Linked DNA regions of Homo sapiens: region 1 is linked to region 2. A link is an interaction called in ENCODE POLR2A ChIA-PET data of the cell type or tissue named here. Cell type or tissue: endothelial cell of umbilical vein. All regions are shown on one strand. Each heading gives the region's core, and the rest is flanking DNA. Links, peaks and the distances in the headings are about the cores only.

Region 1 (8,964 bases), core at 274-8,273, 130 kb before region 2:
GAGAAGAGCCCTAAAATGGGAACTAAATCAATTCTTAAGAAATTAATTGAGATCAGGAAGGACCTAGAAAGACTGAATTTTATTCTTAATGATGTAGGGTTTTCGGGGGGTGTAGGGGGTTCTGTCTTGCTTTGCCACGCAATAGAGATTTAAAATAAACCTTGAAAAGTATGGAACTGGCCAACTTTCTCGAATGACTTCTCCAGGATAGATTGCAAGAATCTAGTTTGCTGAGCAAATAAGAACTGCATTTCAGGGACACTTGTACAGCAAATTTTACTGAGCAAAATGTTGAATGCAATAGAAGGTAAAAAAAAATGTAGTTCAAAAAACAATAGATTTTAAAATCTGGCAAAACTCTCTTCCCATGGAAGTTGTGCTATATGTTTACATGTAGTAACGATTATTGTAGTGCACTCTAAAAAAATTCTTAGAATTACATGCATCAAATTCAGAACACGTTAGCCCTCAGCTTCTGTGTTCTTCCTTCTGGTTTACAGAGTTCCCTAAGGCCTTAGCTCACAGTGATCTCCCTGTTTCCATAACTACCGCAACATTGATTCTGACGAACACAAACCTTTATAGTTCCTCAGATCAACAACTCAAACTAACACATGTTCCCCCTGGACCCTATTCTTATCTTTCCAAATAAGGAGATAGACGTCTTCACATTCCAATCACATAAATTTTTTAAAAATAAAAATAAACCTCTGCTGCCATAATAATCTAGTCAACAATTTAAACAAATTCATTGATTTTCAGCCTGAGGAGACAGAGAAAGAGACACAATGGCAGTGTTACCTCCTTTTACACACACATATATACCAGGGAGGAGTAAGTCAGGTTTAAAATGCTATATTTAATACTAACATTTGAAAAAGTATATCCAATAATACACTTCAAAAGGTTTGAAAAGGTATATTTAATATTAAAATTTATTTGACTTGTTTAGTTGTGGTACTTAATTTTCTTTTGCTCTTGCAAATAACATTAAAGATGAAGGGTTTGTGGGGGTTTTTTAGTGTGAAAATATTGCACTAATTCAGTACTGAAGTTATATTTTTTTTAATGGTTAAAGAAGGTAATAAGTGAAGAGACTAGGAACCAAGTTTTAGTATTTGTATTAGTCCATTTTTACACTGTTGATAAAGACATATCCGAGACTGGGCAATTTACAAAAGAAAGAGGTTTAATGGACTTACAGTTCCCTGTGGTTGTGGAGACCTCACAATCGTGGCAGAAGGTGAAAGGCAAGTCTTACATGGCAGCAGACAAGGCAGAGAGCTTGTGCAGGGAAACTCCCACTTTTAAAACCATCAGATCTCATGTGACTTATCACAAAAACAGCACAGGAAAGATCCATGATTCAATTATCTCCCACCAGGTCCCTCCCACAATTCACATGTGGGAATTACGGGAGCTACAAGATGATATTTGGGTGGGGACACAGAGCAAAACCATATGAGTATTCTATTTTCTATTTAACAGACACAAAATACATTTAAAAGTACTAATGGGATAACATCAACCTAGGCATATGGTTTTTAATCAGATTCGTCTCTTTAGAACATCTACTTATAAAATGGTGTAATAAATTTTTATACCTAATATATAAAAACTATTAAAGAAAAATTGTATAACTTTTTGAAATTGTATAACATTGTATAATGTTTTTGAAAAACATTAATCTTTGTGTATTTGGTACACAGGGAAATCAGAATGATTATATCAGTCCTATAATACAAACTGTGCCAAAATTGACTTTATCAACTCTGTATATTTGAAGGCAATTTACTCCAGATTGCTTTAATGTCATAATAATGGCAAAAGTCTAATTTCTATATTCCAGTCTCCAATGTGAAAATAAGCCACTTCAAGCTAGCTTAGTTTTCTATTTCAATTAGTTCTAGTCACGAAATAAAAATAAACCCACATTGATTCAGATTTTTATGGAATGAACTAGAAGTCTCAGTATGTTTTTTATTTTTTAGGTACAAGTTGAATGCACATAAAGAATTATTGGTGACCAAGGTCGTGGCATACAGTATTATGTTCAGCTGACCTTGGACTGGTAAACAGTGTTGGTTGAGTGTTTAATACCTAGGAAGATGTAAGTGTGGAAAGCAAAATTTAAAATTGCCTGTGTTAGCAGTGTCTGGGAGCTCAACTTACATCACTTGGGCCATGAGTCTCTTCATTTCTTGAGTCCACTTTCCTTTGTATTAGCCTCATTTTCAGATTCTGAATAGTGACCCCTGACAGCTCCAGGTTTACACTATTCTTAATGACAGCAACCCCAGGGGAACAGGGAACCCCTATTTTCAGTTGCACAAGGAAGTCCTGAGATTAGCTCTGGTTGGACTGACTTGGGTCACATGTGCCTCACTGAACGAATCATTGCAGCTAGGGAAGTGGATTCTGCTGAACAGTCAGGCCTCAGTCATGTGTCCACCACTGGAAGTTTTTTAAGTTAGTGTTTGCATAATATATCTTTTGTCCAAACACAAAAACAAAAACCAAAAAAACACAAAACTGCCTGTGTTTTACCTCATTAATTAAAATTAAAAATCTTTAATCTAAATTTTTCATGTCAATGCAAATTTTTAAAATCTTAAGTCTATTTAAAATAAAAATGGCAAAATTTACTCTATCATTTAAAAAAATAGCTGATTTTTTAAAACGATTCAAACTTCTGATAAGTCAAACAAACACTATTATGGGTTTAACTGTGTCTTTCAGAAATTCATATGTTGAAGAAATTCCCAGCACCTCAGAATGCAAAATTATTTGGACGTAGGGTCACTGCAGACACACTTAGTTAAAGTAAGATTATATAGGAGTGGGTGGGTTTCTAATCCAATTTGACTGATGTGTCTTTATAAAACTGGAAAATTTGGACACAGGAACACATACAGAAATAATAACGTGTGAAGAAGGAGGCAGAGATCAAGGTGATGCTTCTTCAAGTCAAGGGACAAGACTAAAGATTGCCAGAAAACCACCAGAAGCCTGGAGAAGGGCATGGGACAGAGTCTCCATGAGAGCCCTCAGAAGGAACCAACCTGGCCAACAACTTGACTGCAGACTTCTAGACTCCAGAACTGTGAAACAATCCATTTCTGTTGTTTAAGCCTTCCGTCTGTGGTCCTTTATTACAGCAACTTAGAAAACTAATACAAATGCCTAACTAGCAAATTACTGCTAGGTGTTTAAGCAACTTTCGTAAATTGAATGAACCAAATATAAATGTAAATCAGTTTTTCTTAAATATACAAATAAAATTCTCCTACACATTTCAAATTAAAATTTTGACAGAGCCAATATGTCTGTGTTTCTGATCTTTTACACTCTGTCAAATAGTTCATATATCTTAATCAGTATAGATTCTCATTATCATGATTATTTTAAATGTTTAAAAACCAAAATATTGGGCCGGGTACAGTGGCTCACACCTGTAATACCAGCACTTTGGAAGGCCAAGGCAGGCAAATCACAAGGTCAGGAGATTGAGACCATCCTGGCCAACATGGTGAAACCCCATCTCTACTAAAAATACAAAAATTAGCTGGGCATGGTGATTCCAGCTGTAATTCCAGCTACTCAGGAGGCTAAGGCAGGAGAATCGCCTGAACCAGGGAGTCGGAGTTTGCAGGGAGCCGGGATCATGCCACAGCACTCTAGCCTGGTGACAGAAAGAGACTTTGTCCAAAAAAAAAAAAAAAACCCAAAATATTGATTTTATGAGATTATTCTACTTCATCAAATATTTACTTTTTTTCCCTAAATTTAAGTATTTATGCTTACCTGACCAAAAAGAATGTTTTAATTTGATCTGCTATAAGAAAATACCTAAGAACAGGTATGTTATAAATAATGGAAATTTATTTTTCGCAGTTCTGAAGGCTGGGAAATTTAATAACAAGGCATGAGCAGGTTTGTTGTCTAGTGAGGGCTCAGTCTCTCCTTCCAAGATGGAGCCATGAACACTACGTCCTCACATGGCAGAAGGGATGAAAGGGCAGAAAAGGGATTGAGTTAGTTCCCTTCAGCCCTTTTAAAAAACATTAATCCATTCATGAGGGTGGAGCCCTTATGACCTAATCATCTCCTAAAGGCCACACCTCTTAATACTGCTGTATTGGGGATTAAGCTTCAACATGACTTTTGGAGGGGACACAAACATTCTAACCATAGTCAGGAGTATATTTGTTACCTCAGATCAGTTATTGTTATTATGATCTTTTTTCATAACATTTAATTATCTGAGTTGATGAGATTATGTACCCCCAACCCAGGGTTGTAAATAAACATTTCACTGCTTGTTGAGTTCTGTATCTTTACTTTTCCCTTAGCTGTTATTCTATTCTTCAGCCTTCAGCCACTATTCTACATTAACTTTATTGACAACAGAGTCCTATCTGATAAGGTATGCGGTTTGCAGGAATCAGTTTGTTATCAGATGGGTTTGGGAGGATGCTCATGAGGATACGTTTACACCACCTATCCCACTCCCAGACAGCTGAACACATACTCAATCAGTTGACTGAATCCTAACCCACTAAGTGGGCCTGACCCCATCCATTGACTGTGAAAAATCACAGAAGTAAGCAAGACTCAGCTTCTCCCTTCCCAAATATTCTCATCCTGAGTCAGACATGGGTTCATTTTCAAGTCTCAATCCAGAACAATAATAATAAAAATACAGAGGCATTATCTCCAACAGAGGAACGGTGATCAAGGGAAAGAGAAGGGTGAGCTGATAAATAAGACATAAGGACATGAGGAATCAATCATATGGGGACCTGTAGGCCAGTGTGAGGATGTGGATTTGGAGTGGAGCCAGCAAGTGAAGCCACCGAAGGGCTTAGACTGAGGAGCGAAGTGGTCTGACTTACAGTTTTAAAAGATGATTCTGCTCTACTGCCCTGCACTAAGTCAGCTAGACAGTCAGCAAAGGATGCATACTAGAGATGAGTAATTGTCACTGCAGAGAGTTACAGAATTCTGCAAGGATCTAACTGTTCCACAGGCTGAGGCTGGAACAAAATTTGAAACTGAGAAAGGCATGAGGGGAACTCAAGAAGTGTCTGAGATATTAGTTTATTTTACAACCGTATATTTGAAACACCCCCAATACATGTAATGGTTATTAAACACTGACCCTTCACTCTAAAAATAGCGTCTGTCTGTAGGGTTCACCTGTTTAGATATAAATTTTATTAGGAAGATCTCGAGTAGCAGTTTGGAGTGTGAAAAATTTTGACGACAAGGAAACTAAAATTATTAAGGCTTACACTAAGGCAATGGCAGAAAATAGAAAGGGGTAAAGATCCGAAGTTTCTTCAGAAGATAAAATTGATAAGCTGGAGAACAATTGCACATAGGAGAGACACAGCATATCTTAGGATAGTGTTTCTCAGACGACATTTTTACTGTAAAAAGAAATGCATTCTATATCAAAAGACCTTCCCTCTCCTGAGCCTCCCCATACACAAACATACTCTCTAATCAACAAAGTTTTACAAAATAATACATATCTTTGCTTAGTATTATTGCAATTTGTACCGTTGTATTTGCAATGGTCTCTAATTTTTTATATTCCATTGTTTCTATTTTAAAATACTGTCTGCGTAAATTGATTATATCACCACAGTTTGAAAAGCATTGATTTATGGTCACTCTAGCTTTCCAGCTTGGCAACAGAGAAATACTGATGAATAGATCATCAAGATGAGCAATACCAAAGAAGAAAGGAAGAGAATGTTTGCAAGCTAAGAGTCGGCATTGGATATATTAGGGAGTTTCACATATAATACTTCATTTAATGTTTATAAGCACCTAATTAGGAAATTGTTATTCCGATTTTAAAGATGAAAAAATAAGGCTCATAAAAAATAGTTTTCAAAAATAGTACAGGCAGAAAATACAACTTAAAATAACTTTTTATATTCCCCCTATTAAGATTAAATATTTTGCCAGGATCTCTTTTAACTAATATGAACTTCGCTTTATTTCTGAAAAGCTAAAACTACAGGTAAGTACTGTTATTAAACTTCTGGCTGTATCCACAGTCTATTTTCAGTAGTGCTTTGTATATTTAGTTTATAAAATAAATTCTCTTTCTTTTCTTTCTTTGTGTAACAACCACTCTTCATATGGAAATAATAAACCAAATTGTAAACCTGGTTGTCCTGTGGTTGAGAGGAGAGTAAGAGACCTTAACTGTTTTTTCTCTGCATTTTACTTTTTCATAAAATTTTTAAACTGTAAGAGACTGTAGAGATCATCTAGTGAAGACATCCAACTCCTTTATTTCACAGATGAAAAAACTGATCTCATCTATTTATTGGCAGAACTGGGTGTGTAGGAAACCCAAGTAAATCATGTGTCTGCCATTTAAAATTTTTAATTATTCAACTCCCCTCTGCAAACATTCTAGTTGCCCAGTTGCTCTTTCCAGAAAAAATTATCTCCCAAGTGTCCAGATCACACAATAGAACACAAAGAAAGATTTAAGCACAAGGCAGAGGAAAGGGTGGAGTTGTTAACATCCTCCTTCTTCCTACAGTGGGTTCAAAGCTTTCTTTTTTTTCACTCCTACTTCAGTACACACAGATTGAATTATCCATGTGTGGAAGCCACACTATTTTATGTCCAGGTCCTACAGAAATTAGAAAATTGTTTCTCTCTTACTATGTTGATGATTAATAGCCAGCATACCAAGGACTCACTTTCCGCTTCACTTTTCTGTTTTCTTGTCCCTTCCAACTCTGTAAAACAGCCTTATACATGCTACTACATGTTCCTGTTCCTTACAGCTGTTTCACCAGGACATCCTTCTGGACACAGGGCTTCCTCTTGTCTCTTTGTCATGGAAGGGTGGAAAGCTACAGGGAGAGGGTCACATAGAGGGATTCAGTCTAGGCGTTAGTAATTGCTTGTGTACTTCGAATCCCAAATATGGGCAACTGTTTTCCAGTCAGTGCCGTAAATGGAGTTCAATTATTTTTGGCATTAAAAAAACTGTCCTAGACATGGTTCTGATGCAAGCCCGGATGAACAGGGAGCATAGCCCCTTAATTGGGGGGCGCTGGGCCTGCATGGGACAGAGAGAGGAGTGTGTGCAGAGAGGGGAGTGTGCAGAGAGGGGAGTGTGCAGAAAAGGGTGTGTGCAGAGAGGGGAAGGGGATGCCATTCATACTAGGAGGCTGAGATAAGAGTGGAAAGGGCAGCTTTGTTCAGAAGCACCGAGTGGGGCTGAATGAGCATGTGACCCAACCACGTATGGAGATGGTCTGTTCACCAATCTTACAGCAATTTAAACTCTTTGTTTCTGTGAGACAGGGTCTCAATCTCTCACTCTGGCTGGAGTGCAGTGGCATAATCATAACTCACTGAAGCCTCAAACTCCTGGGCTCAAGCATTCCTCCTACCTCAGCTTCCAGAATAGCTGTAAACTCTTGAAATAAAGCCAGGGCAGCCCTAGGGCTGTGTTGATGCCCAATCTCCCTCTTGGCCTTTACAGGAAAGAAGCAGGTGTAAAAGATATGGGGCAGGCCTAACAGAGACCTCATAAGTATTTAACCCTTATCAAAATCAGAAGTGTCCACTTAAATATGGTTACCTGGGTTACAGGTTGCATTAAGACGTGCATTTGAGATCTCAGACCCATTAAATGTGACAGAAACTCTCCTTGACCAAACTTTAGTCAGGCTTCTCTGAGGCCTCTTGTCAACTAAGCCTTCCCAGCCCAGTCTTAGCAAGAAATTCTGCTGTCATCCTCCCACCCTGATCGCCGTCTAAATGTGGTTAAATTCCTTATTCCCTATCCTTGCTATCTTATCATCTTAGCCTGCCTTTGCCAAGAATCCTGTTAAGGCAATTCAACAAGAATCTCCCTAACTTTAATGTCACCTCTTAGTAATTTTTTCATCCACTGACCCCTTAACTCTGCTCCTTGGCCCTAAATCCCCTCTTGTCCTCGTTGTATTCAGAGTTGAGCCTGTGAAAGTTGCCAGTATCAAAATGGAGTGACTCATGTCAAAACCCTAACAAAATGGAGGCAGGAAGCATAAGGAGGAGCTATTATGCACACATGACTGTAACAGGACTTATCACATGGCATTCCTCAAGACCAGTGTTCCAGATTAGCCATCTGCACAAGAATACTTACCTGGCAAGGTTGTTTCTACCCATGAACAAACACCAACTCCTATAATGAGTTTCAGTGACCTATGCACCTTTTTTCAAGGCTGCTTACATAGTCATCTTTACATGAGACGAAGAAGTTCCTACCCCAGGGGTATACCTATGATGCATCATAGGCTGCATATCCTAGATTGCAACACCCTGCATATTCCCAAATAAGCTCATTTGTCCTGTGGGAAGAAAAACTGTCATAGGTGTTTGCAAAAGTTTGTATACCTAGAATATGTTACAATAGTTGGAAAAATCTAATACTGATGATGACTAATTTCAACTGGCTAATAGCCAACTATATTAGGGTTCTCTAGAAAAAAAACTGAACTAATAAAATGAAGAAGGGGGAAGGGATTGAGAGAGGTGTCTATGTATCTAGATATAGATAGATAGATAGATAGATAGATAGATAGATAGATAGATAGATAGAGATAGGTGATAGAAAGATGATAGATAGATAAGATAGGATAAATAGCTATCTAGATATCTTTATAGATATATTCATGTCTATAGATAGAGATAGAGAGGCAGAGAAAGAGGCAGAGAAATTGATTGATTTTAAGGAATTGTAACATGCAATTGTGAGGGCTGGCACGTACAAACTACATAGGCCAGGCCAGCACGTATAGTCGAATGAGAGTTGCTGTTGCAGTCCTGAGTCCAAGTTCCACAGGACCACAGGCTGGAAACCCAGGCAGGATTTCTATATTATAGAGAAGAATTCCTTCTTTGGAAAATCACTGTCTTTGTTCTTAAGGCCTCAAC
Region 2 (8,964 bases), core at 687-8,686:
TTTATAGTCTTCCCTTGTAGTTTGACTTGAGCCGGTTCATAGAAAATGAAAAGTTACCTTAGATTACATACAAAACCCTGAGTTTCTAATGAGAAGACATTATCACTAATGAAATAAATGTCTATGCACCATTCTGAAAACACAACTGTAGCAATTATTTTTTCCATTCATCAGTGACAAAAATATGTTAGTGGAACATGAATTGAAAGAAGAATATCTAAAGTTTGGTTTTTATAGTTATAAAAATAGAATTCTATTAGATTAAATTATATTGACTACAATAGTTTCATAAATACTATATCATCAATAATCTGTTACATTTTTATTATTCTTATTGTAGTATTCTATTCCTAGTAAGATACTTTGGAAATCAACAGCATCATTGTATATAAAGTTTTTAAATTTAATTATCAAGTATTTTCTTTAAGGGAGGATGGGGGTAGTGAAGGGTGGGAAGAAGAAAGAAGATGAAGAGGAGGAGGTGGAGAAGAAGATAAGGAAAAGGAGGAGGAAAAATAAGAGGAGGAGGAATCAAGCAGACTCAGTAATAACAAAATGTAATGTCTTTGGGTCCAAGAGGGCACAGAATAATGTTCCTGAGGACCATGATAAGTACTCTAACAAATTGTTCCTTGCTCTTGCAACATTAACTTTGCCCTAAGAATCAAGTTCTTCCTTAAGGATGTTGAAACATCTGTTCTATAATTCAAAGACACCCAGGGGTGAGTATAGTTGGGACTATTTCAAAATGTGTTTTTAAACAGAATTATATGAGCTTTTTGCATTTTCTATAATCGATACTCTGATTAATAAAGTATCTGTAAAACTTTAAAATAATATTACAGAAATGTAGACTTCTTTAAACTGACAACTAAACTTAAGTTTCTTCTTTGAAATAAACCATTTGTCATTTGTCACTGTCATTTGTCATTAGACTTCTGAAAGCAAGTGAAACATTTTTCAAACTGTCTGAGAGCTGCTAGCTACATATGTGTAATATCAAGAAAAGGCAAGCCCTATGTTAACATTTAGGGTGAAAAATCAGGTTACGAACAAACCTCAAGGGATTACTTCTAAAGTTTCTCAGGGTGATGCTGAGAGGAGGAACTAATGTACCATTGACCCCGCACCCTCAGACCTAAGAGCTCTAAGTGTAAGCACTCCACCCTCACACAGCTGCATGGCCCAATTTAGGCATATGTTCTTGAGAGGAAAAAGTCAGGAAAAAAAAACAGAGAGATTGCACAATCCCAGAGATTTTGCCAACGTGCTCCCCAGCTTGCCTGAGACACCCTGGATCTGGCTCTCAGACACGCTGAAAGGGCTTTCCTTGATCTCCACAAAGCCAGAAGCAGGGCTGCTCTAGCAGCCAGTTGATTCTCCTGGGTCAGTTAAACCCAAGTTTAATCGCCTCGTAACATCTGGATGCAGCAGAGAAAGACTCTTTGTTGTCATGTCCAGCATCAGCCCAACACAAAACTAACTAGCTAAATCATATTCTGTCTTCCTTTTGATATTTCAGTGTATGATTTTCCTAAATAAAAATAGGCAGAGTTTATTTTGGGGCAGTAGGCTTCTCTTTTCTTTATATTATGGTTTTTTAAGAAAAATTCTCTGTGAAAAAACATTAAATATATTTACCCAATGCTACAATTAGAAAAAATAGAATTTTCCAATGTTAAAAAACTGATAATGTCAACAGAAATTTAGAGTCATAATAGAATTATTTAAAACATCATTATTCCTATGAAGATCAAAATAATCCTTTATTTCATATTATCCTCTGTGGCATAAGATACTCAATAGCTAAAATGTATCTGTTTTTTAAAAAAGTCTGGTTTTTGAGTCCTCTCCTTTAAACCAAGAAAGACATGTAGGTGGGGCAAGGGAGAAAAGAAACCTAAAATAGGAAGAAGAAAAAAAACAAAAGGAAGGAAGGAAGGGAGGGAGGGAGAGGTGAAGGGGGAGAGAGAGACAGTAAAGCAATAATATTTTCTTTCTTTATTGTCTGAAAAGACACAGTAATATTCCTGGGGATGATGACAAGCACTCTCTGATAAAGGTGTGCTGTGCATTAGGACTTTTGTGTTTGGTTCTTTATGACTGACATTCAGAGAAAATAATCAATGTATGACTATTAGAATTTTTCTTGGGTCCTAAAAGCAAAAGTGCAAAACCAGCATAGTGTTTCCAATACAAATGGGCATACATATATCACATATATCCCAAGTAGGGTATGTAACATACCCAAACAAGAAAGCACTCATTAAGACAGAGTTTTTGTACTATTTTTACTTATTAACCCTGGTATTACCTCAAACATGAGTTTTCTCTGTCTTTACTTTGGCAGGGAACCTACAAAATTCTGTTCTAACTGGACAATATCTATTTTAAGTCTCTTCAACAGACTACACTCTTGAATCCAAACTGGAACTGAGTTATGTGTTTGTACAGAAAACAATACTTTCTATGCAACACCATTAACTATTCCCTAGAAGCAGCAACTTTACATTTTACTATTTAATTACTTTATACTAAGGGCACGTGCATTACAACAGGTCCACTATGTCCAATAGTTTATTCACATGACAAGGCCCTTCCTGATCATGGCCATTAGAAGATACAACATATAGAGAGGCACTATCCCTAAGGTACTCAGGAAATGTTAAGTGTCCCAATAAAGAAAAATATTTGTACATCCCCTACAATTGCTCACTGAATAAATAAATTATAGCATGTTCAATCAATGAAACCAGATACAGCTATTAAAAATGAAGACTATGACAAATACAAAAAACATGAAAATGTTTGATATAATGTTAATTTGTTAAAAGAAGGTGACATTCAAAGTTATAAATGTATTTGTGTATCTACATGTTTGTGCTTGAGTATATATGTGTGTGTGTATACATGTGCCTATACACACACATGCAATGGACTGAACTCTTGAAAATATATTGAAAAATATAGATAGAAATGAATTAAAATGTTCACAGTCACTGTGTTAATGCAGAGTTGTATATAGTATTATTTTTGTTTATTTTCTCTTTAGAGGTTTTTGTAATTCATAGTTTTTAATATTTTTAATGGAAAGAATTTAGAAAACATTATGCAAAACTTTTCAGATCTTTTTTTTAAGAAGTCCAATATGGAACATAAAACTCTATTGGTATATATCTCTAGAATATACCCACCTTGACCCAGGTAACACCTTAAAACCAGGCACACACCCCTTCCTCAGTGAAATGAGTTCTTTAGTTTTTAAAAGGCACAAATTTGTATTTATGACAAAACATTAACACAAAATAGATTGTCTTTTCTTTTGAAATAAGATAATATAATTAGGAATTTTTATCATACAAAACAGAGGGAAACAATCTTAAAATTATTAACAACTTTTTAATTGCATGTTTTGCGAAATTGTGCTATTTCCAGACATAACTTTTTATTTAACTGCTATTTTCCTATTTTTAAAAATGGAGTCATCATTTCAAATAAAGGAAAATAATATGGCCACAGCCACTTTTTATATTTTTTCAATGTTTAAGGATTTCTAATTACTCTATGCTGAAATTTAATCATATATCTTCAGTTCTGTCTGTAATGTTATTAGCATAATGTTCTCCTAGCACAGCTCTACCAGCTTTTAACCCGGCTGACACTTTTCCTGTATTTGTGCTCTGTTTAACACAAGCAAGCCTGCAGCTTCCTGTGTGATGGTGATAACATATGACTGGTTTTGTTGTTGGCTGCTGGATTGAAGAGGAAGACAATGCCCTTTGACCTCTGTCAAGTAGAATAAAGCTTATCAGATCCTCACCAGATATCATTAAAGGAAATGGGCTGAGAAGGCTGCTTCTGGTAGGAAACATATATTTTAGAAAACTGTCACTGCTAATCTTTTTTACTATGGCACTAGAAAATCACTTCTGCAAATTTCAGTCCTTCCAGACAATGAAAACATACTAAGGTAAACTGAAGAAACTAACAAGAAAACCATAACAGGCAGTAAATTACTCCCTTGCAATGCCCTTTACCAAAAGAATTTACTCACAATAATTATTAGAAATTGATTCTCAACTCCATTGTGTTAAAAAGGTCAAGGACTAATGTAAACTTCTATACATTTTTTAATCAAATACAAATATATGGATTATCTACATTTAAGTTACAATAGATTTATTCCCAACTGAATTAATTCAGTCTCTTAGGAGATTCCATTAGGCAGAATATTGATAGTCACCCATTCAAATCTCCTTGCCCTCTCCCCATCCCCACCCTTAAATGTACATCCTTCTATTCAAACTATCCCAAGAGAAAGAACTATGCTGTTGTGTTACGTCAGGGTCACAAAACCAAAAGGCCACCCACACTAGAAAGATAATGTAAATGAATATAGTTGACGGGGCAATTGGACAAAATGAAGAAAGTATTCCCCAAGTAAAGAAGGCAGCTCTATTCAATTTCAACTTATTATTACCTTAAGGAATTTGAGTCCACTCTTTCGGATCTTTAATTTTTCAGGAGAAATCTAGAATCCAGATTTCTATATAAAACAACCCAATTTTAAAATTGTGACAACATATTCAAAATTACTTTTTACAAACACTGGGCTAGACAAACAAACAGATCTATTAGCTGAACTTGGCTCATGAGCCACCATTTTGCAACCTCTAGTCTGGGACGAACTAAATGACATACAATTAGTCATCCTATCAGCATTGCATTGAGTTTGTGGTAAGTAAGTAAATTGTGTCTCTACTTCTTGTGGGTGTTTTGTGTCTTGAAGCTAATGGGATAAGATAGGTCCTAGAGGTTCCTTCTGCTTGGATTGGGGCCAGGTGAAACCAGAGAAAACTCCAGTAGAAAAGAAATACAGAGTGGGAAATTTAGGCCAATTCTATTTTGCACCTTGGGATAAAGGATAAGAGGTGCTTCTGAGACTGCTTTGAATTCTAGTTCTGCTCACTAAGAAAACTATATTGGAATTTGGGCTAAAAATCATGGTCATAGAAAGAACTGTATGTTGGTCAAATGTATCCCTTAGGCATACGTCATTCCATTACTACATGTGATAGGCCAATGGGTAACTGAACAGGGATGTGAGTTTCAGATTCAAGTGCTGATAAAATTTACAGGAGTTCCCCAGTAAAATCTAAGACTGGAGAATTAAATACATTATTAATAATAATACCTTAAATGTATAAATTTTTTACCAATATTTTCTATTTTCTAATTCATCAAGTCCATGAATAGTCAAAACTAGCAGCTTTATATAAACATTAACTTTTGAGAATGATTAGAAGTAAAATTAGTACCGAATTTATCAATGTATATATAATTATTTACAATGAATAAACACTAATGTTAATTTCTACACAAAATATTTTAAAAACTCAACCACAAAAAAAATGTTATAGGTAACATCAGCAAGATGTCAGAATAAAAGGCCCCAGACCCTCCTCCCTCTCATGGAGATATCGATTCAATAATACCTACCCTCATTCCCTTTATGAGAAATCTAGAAACCAGTTAAAAGACTCTTTTTATCCCCAAGGAAACAGGAAACCAATTGTATCAAAGCTAGTAGAAAAATTCATAGCATCCTATTCTCTTTTGCCACAGTACTTTTCCCTGGCACAATGCCACATGATCAGGAAGAAACACTCAGCTCCTGGCTTCTCCCTAGGGAGTAAAAGAGAAGATGGAAATACATGCCCAATGTTCTGACTTTAGTGGAAGCTGCCAAGGGGATCAGCTTCTGTCTGATCTTTCTTGGAATGCTGATGGGACCCAGAATACTCTGGCTGCCTGGGGGCCACTACGAACAATAGAGCTGAATAGCATGCTGTTGCTTCAGAGGGACCACAGTACAGCAGGCAGACGCTGATAATGACTTTATGGTCTATTGCTCAGGTTGCAAAGAAAAGAACAGGACAGGTGTTTTGGCTTTTGGGGGAGCTGTCCAAGGGACTGATTTCTGTCTCTTTTATCTCAAAACATGGACAGCACTCAGCATAATCTAGATGGCTAGGGACCAATGAAAAGAAAAACAAGCTGAGCAATGTGCTCCTGCTCTAGAGGGCCCATGGTACAGCAGAGAGAAGACAATATAGCTCAGTGGACTCTCCCTCAGGGGGAAAAGAGAAGAGTGGAATATGCATCCAAAGATCCAGCTTTTGGAGGGGATGCCTGAGGCACTGGTTTCTGTTTAGTAAAACTTGGGGTGCTGATAAGACCCAATATCTTCTAGATGCCTGCGGGCCACTGAGAACAAGAACAAGCTGAGCAACATGCTCAGAGAAGATACATCCATAGAAAATGTTTCAGAAATTCTCAAAATCTCTAGCTAAGCTGATTAGTGAATGTCTTTTCCTTTTATAAAGTCAATCTGTAAAGACTAGGAGAGGTGACTGTCTTTTCAAATGCATAGGTACCAACACAAAGTTACAAGGAACATGAAGGAAAAGAGGAAAATAATCCAATCAAAGATACAAAAAAAAAAATTCCAAAAACCAACCATAAAGAAATGAAGGTATGTAAATTTCCCAACAAATAATTTGAAATAACCATAAATATGCTCAATGAGCTGAGCAAAAATGATACATGAACAAAAAGATAATTTCAATAAAGAAACAGAAAATATAAAAAAGAACTTAACAGAAATTTTGGAGAGGAAGAATGCAGTGAGTGAACTAAAAAATTTACTAAAGAGTTTCAACAGCACACTTGACCAAGAAGAAAAGAGAATAACTAAACTTGAGTCATTTTAAATTACCCAGTCAGAGGAACAAAAAGGAAAAGAAGAAAAGAAGTGAAGACGACCTAAGCTTCTTATAGAACACCATCAAGTGGACCAATATATGCACTATGGAAATTGCAGAAGAAGAGAGAGGAAGAGAAACATAAAATTTATTTTTTTAATTGATGAAAACTTTCCAAATCTGGGGAAGAAAATAAACACCTAGATTTAAGACACCCAATCTAACCAAATTAGGAAGATCCAAAGAAATCCACGCCATGCCACATTATAATCAAATTGTCAAAATTCAGACAAAGAAAGACTTTTGAAAGCAGCAAGAGAGTAGCAACTTGTGATTTACAAGACAACTCCCATTAGACTATCAGCATACTTCTCTACAGAAATCTTACAGATGAGAAGAGAGTGTAATGGTATTGATGGCATATTCAAAGTGCTAAAATGAAAAAACTGCCAACAAAGAGTACTAGATTAGGTGAAACTCTTTCTCAAAAATAAAGGAAAAATACAAAGTTTCTCAGATAAGCAAAAGCTGAGACAGTTCACCACTGTAAGACCTGCTTTACCAGAAATGCTAAAGAGTCCTTCAAGTTGAAATAAAAGAGATAAAACAGCAACAGCAACTTCTATACAATTATATAAACTGTAAAGCTTGTTGATAAAGGTAAATATATAGACAAATACAAAATACAATAATAACGTAATTGTAGTGCAAAAATCACTTTTAATTTTGGTATAGAGTTAAGAGACGAAAGTATGAAAATAACTACAACTATATTAAAATGTTAATAGATACACAATATTAAAAGATGTAATTTGTGACATTAATAACATGAAGAGGGGGCAAAAATGTAGTTTTTGTATGCAATTGAACTGAAGTTATCAGCTTAAAATGGATTGTTATAACTATAAGATGTTTTATGTAAGCATCATGGTAACCACACAGAAAATGCCAATATAAGATACACAAATGAGAGAGGAATCAAAGCATGTCCCTACAAAAAAAAAAAAAATCAATGAAACACAAAGGAAGACAACAAGAGAGGAAAAGAGGGGCAAAAGAACTATGAGATAGAAAGCAATTAACAAAACTGAGGTAGTAAATTTTTCCCTATCAATAATTACTTTAAGTGTCCACGGATTAAACTCAACAATAAAAAAATCTAGAGTAGACATAGTGGTTAAAAAAAAGACAAGATCCAACTATATGCTGACTATAAGAGACTCACCTTAGATTTAATGACACACATAGGCTGAAAATAAAAGGATGGAGAAAGATATTTCAGGCAAATGGTAACCAAAAGAGCAAGAATAGCCATACTTAGACAAAATTGACTTTAATTAATTGACTTTAATAAAATGTCTTTATTAAAATTGACTTTAATAAAGTGTCACAAAGAGACAAAGAAGGATATAATAATAACAAGTTAAGAACAGGTTCAACTTGTTACTATTGTAACAGGAAGATATAACTATCTATCTATCTATCTATCTATCTATCTATCTATCTATCTATCTATCTATCATCTATCTGCACTCAACATCACAGCACTTAAATATGTGAAGCAATCATTGACAGAATTGAAGGGCAAAATAGGCAACAAAATAATAATAGCAGACTTCAATATACTACTTTCGACATAGATGTAAAAATCCTCAAGCGAATACACTAAATTTATATATGTACACACACATATATATACATACACACACACACACACACACACACACACATATATATATATATACACATATTCCACCCAACAGCACCAGAATACACATATTTGACAAGTTCACATGGGACATTCTCCATGATAGATCATATGTTAGGTCACAAAACAAGTCTTAACAAATTTAAGAAGATTGAAATCATATGAAGGTATTTTTCCAACCACAATAGAATGAAACTATATATCTATAGCAGTAGAAAAACTGGAAAATTGACAAATATATGGAAATAGAAATGAAATAGAAACTAGAAAAAAATTAACAAAGTTGGTTTTTCAAAAAAGTGAGCAAAATTGACAAATCTTTAGCTAGACTAAGAAATAAGATAGAATAATCAAACTAAATCAGAAATGAAAGAAGAATAACTGATACCACAGAAATACTAAGTATCACAAGAGACTATTCTTAATAAATAATTATATACCAACAAATTAAATAGCCTAGAAAAAAAAGTGGATAAATTCCTAGGCACACAT

The links. Peaks named below come from ENCODE experiments on the same cell type or tissue, not always from the same donor. Only the 100,000 strongest peaks of a DNase experiment are listed, where the experiment ranks them.
Region 1: POLR2A ChIA-PET joins it to region 2 with 7 read pairs; 3 of 35 experiments call an interaction of 5 or more read pairs at or near these places.

What each region holds. Positions count from the first base shown.
Region 1 is chr2:187,009,218-187,018,181 of GRCh38, reverse strand. All of the region lies in intron 1 of CALCRL-AS1 (CALCRL and TFPI antisense RNA 1), which reads right to left. Among named protein-coding and RNA genes, the nearest start is that of CALCRL-AS1, 10 kb to the right of the region's middle. In endothelial cell of umbilical vein, for the core only: no CTCF peak of the experiment used is centred there; no DNase peak of the experiment used is centred there.
Region 2 is chr2:186,879,597-186,888,560 of GRCh38, reverse strand. No RefSeq gene overlaps it. Among named protein-coding and RNA genes, the nearest start is that of ZSWIM2, 35 kb to the right of the region's middle. In endothelial cell of umbilical vein, for the core only: no CTCF peak of the experiment used is centred there; DNase peaks (open chromatin) are centred at 3,770 and 5,750; H3K27ac peaks cover 2,189 bases.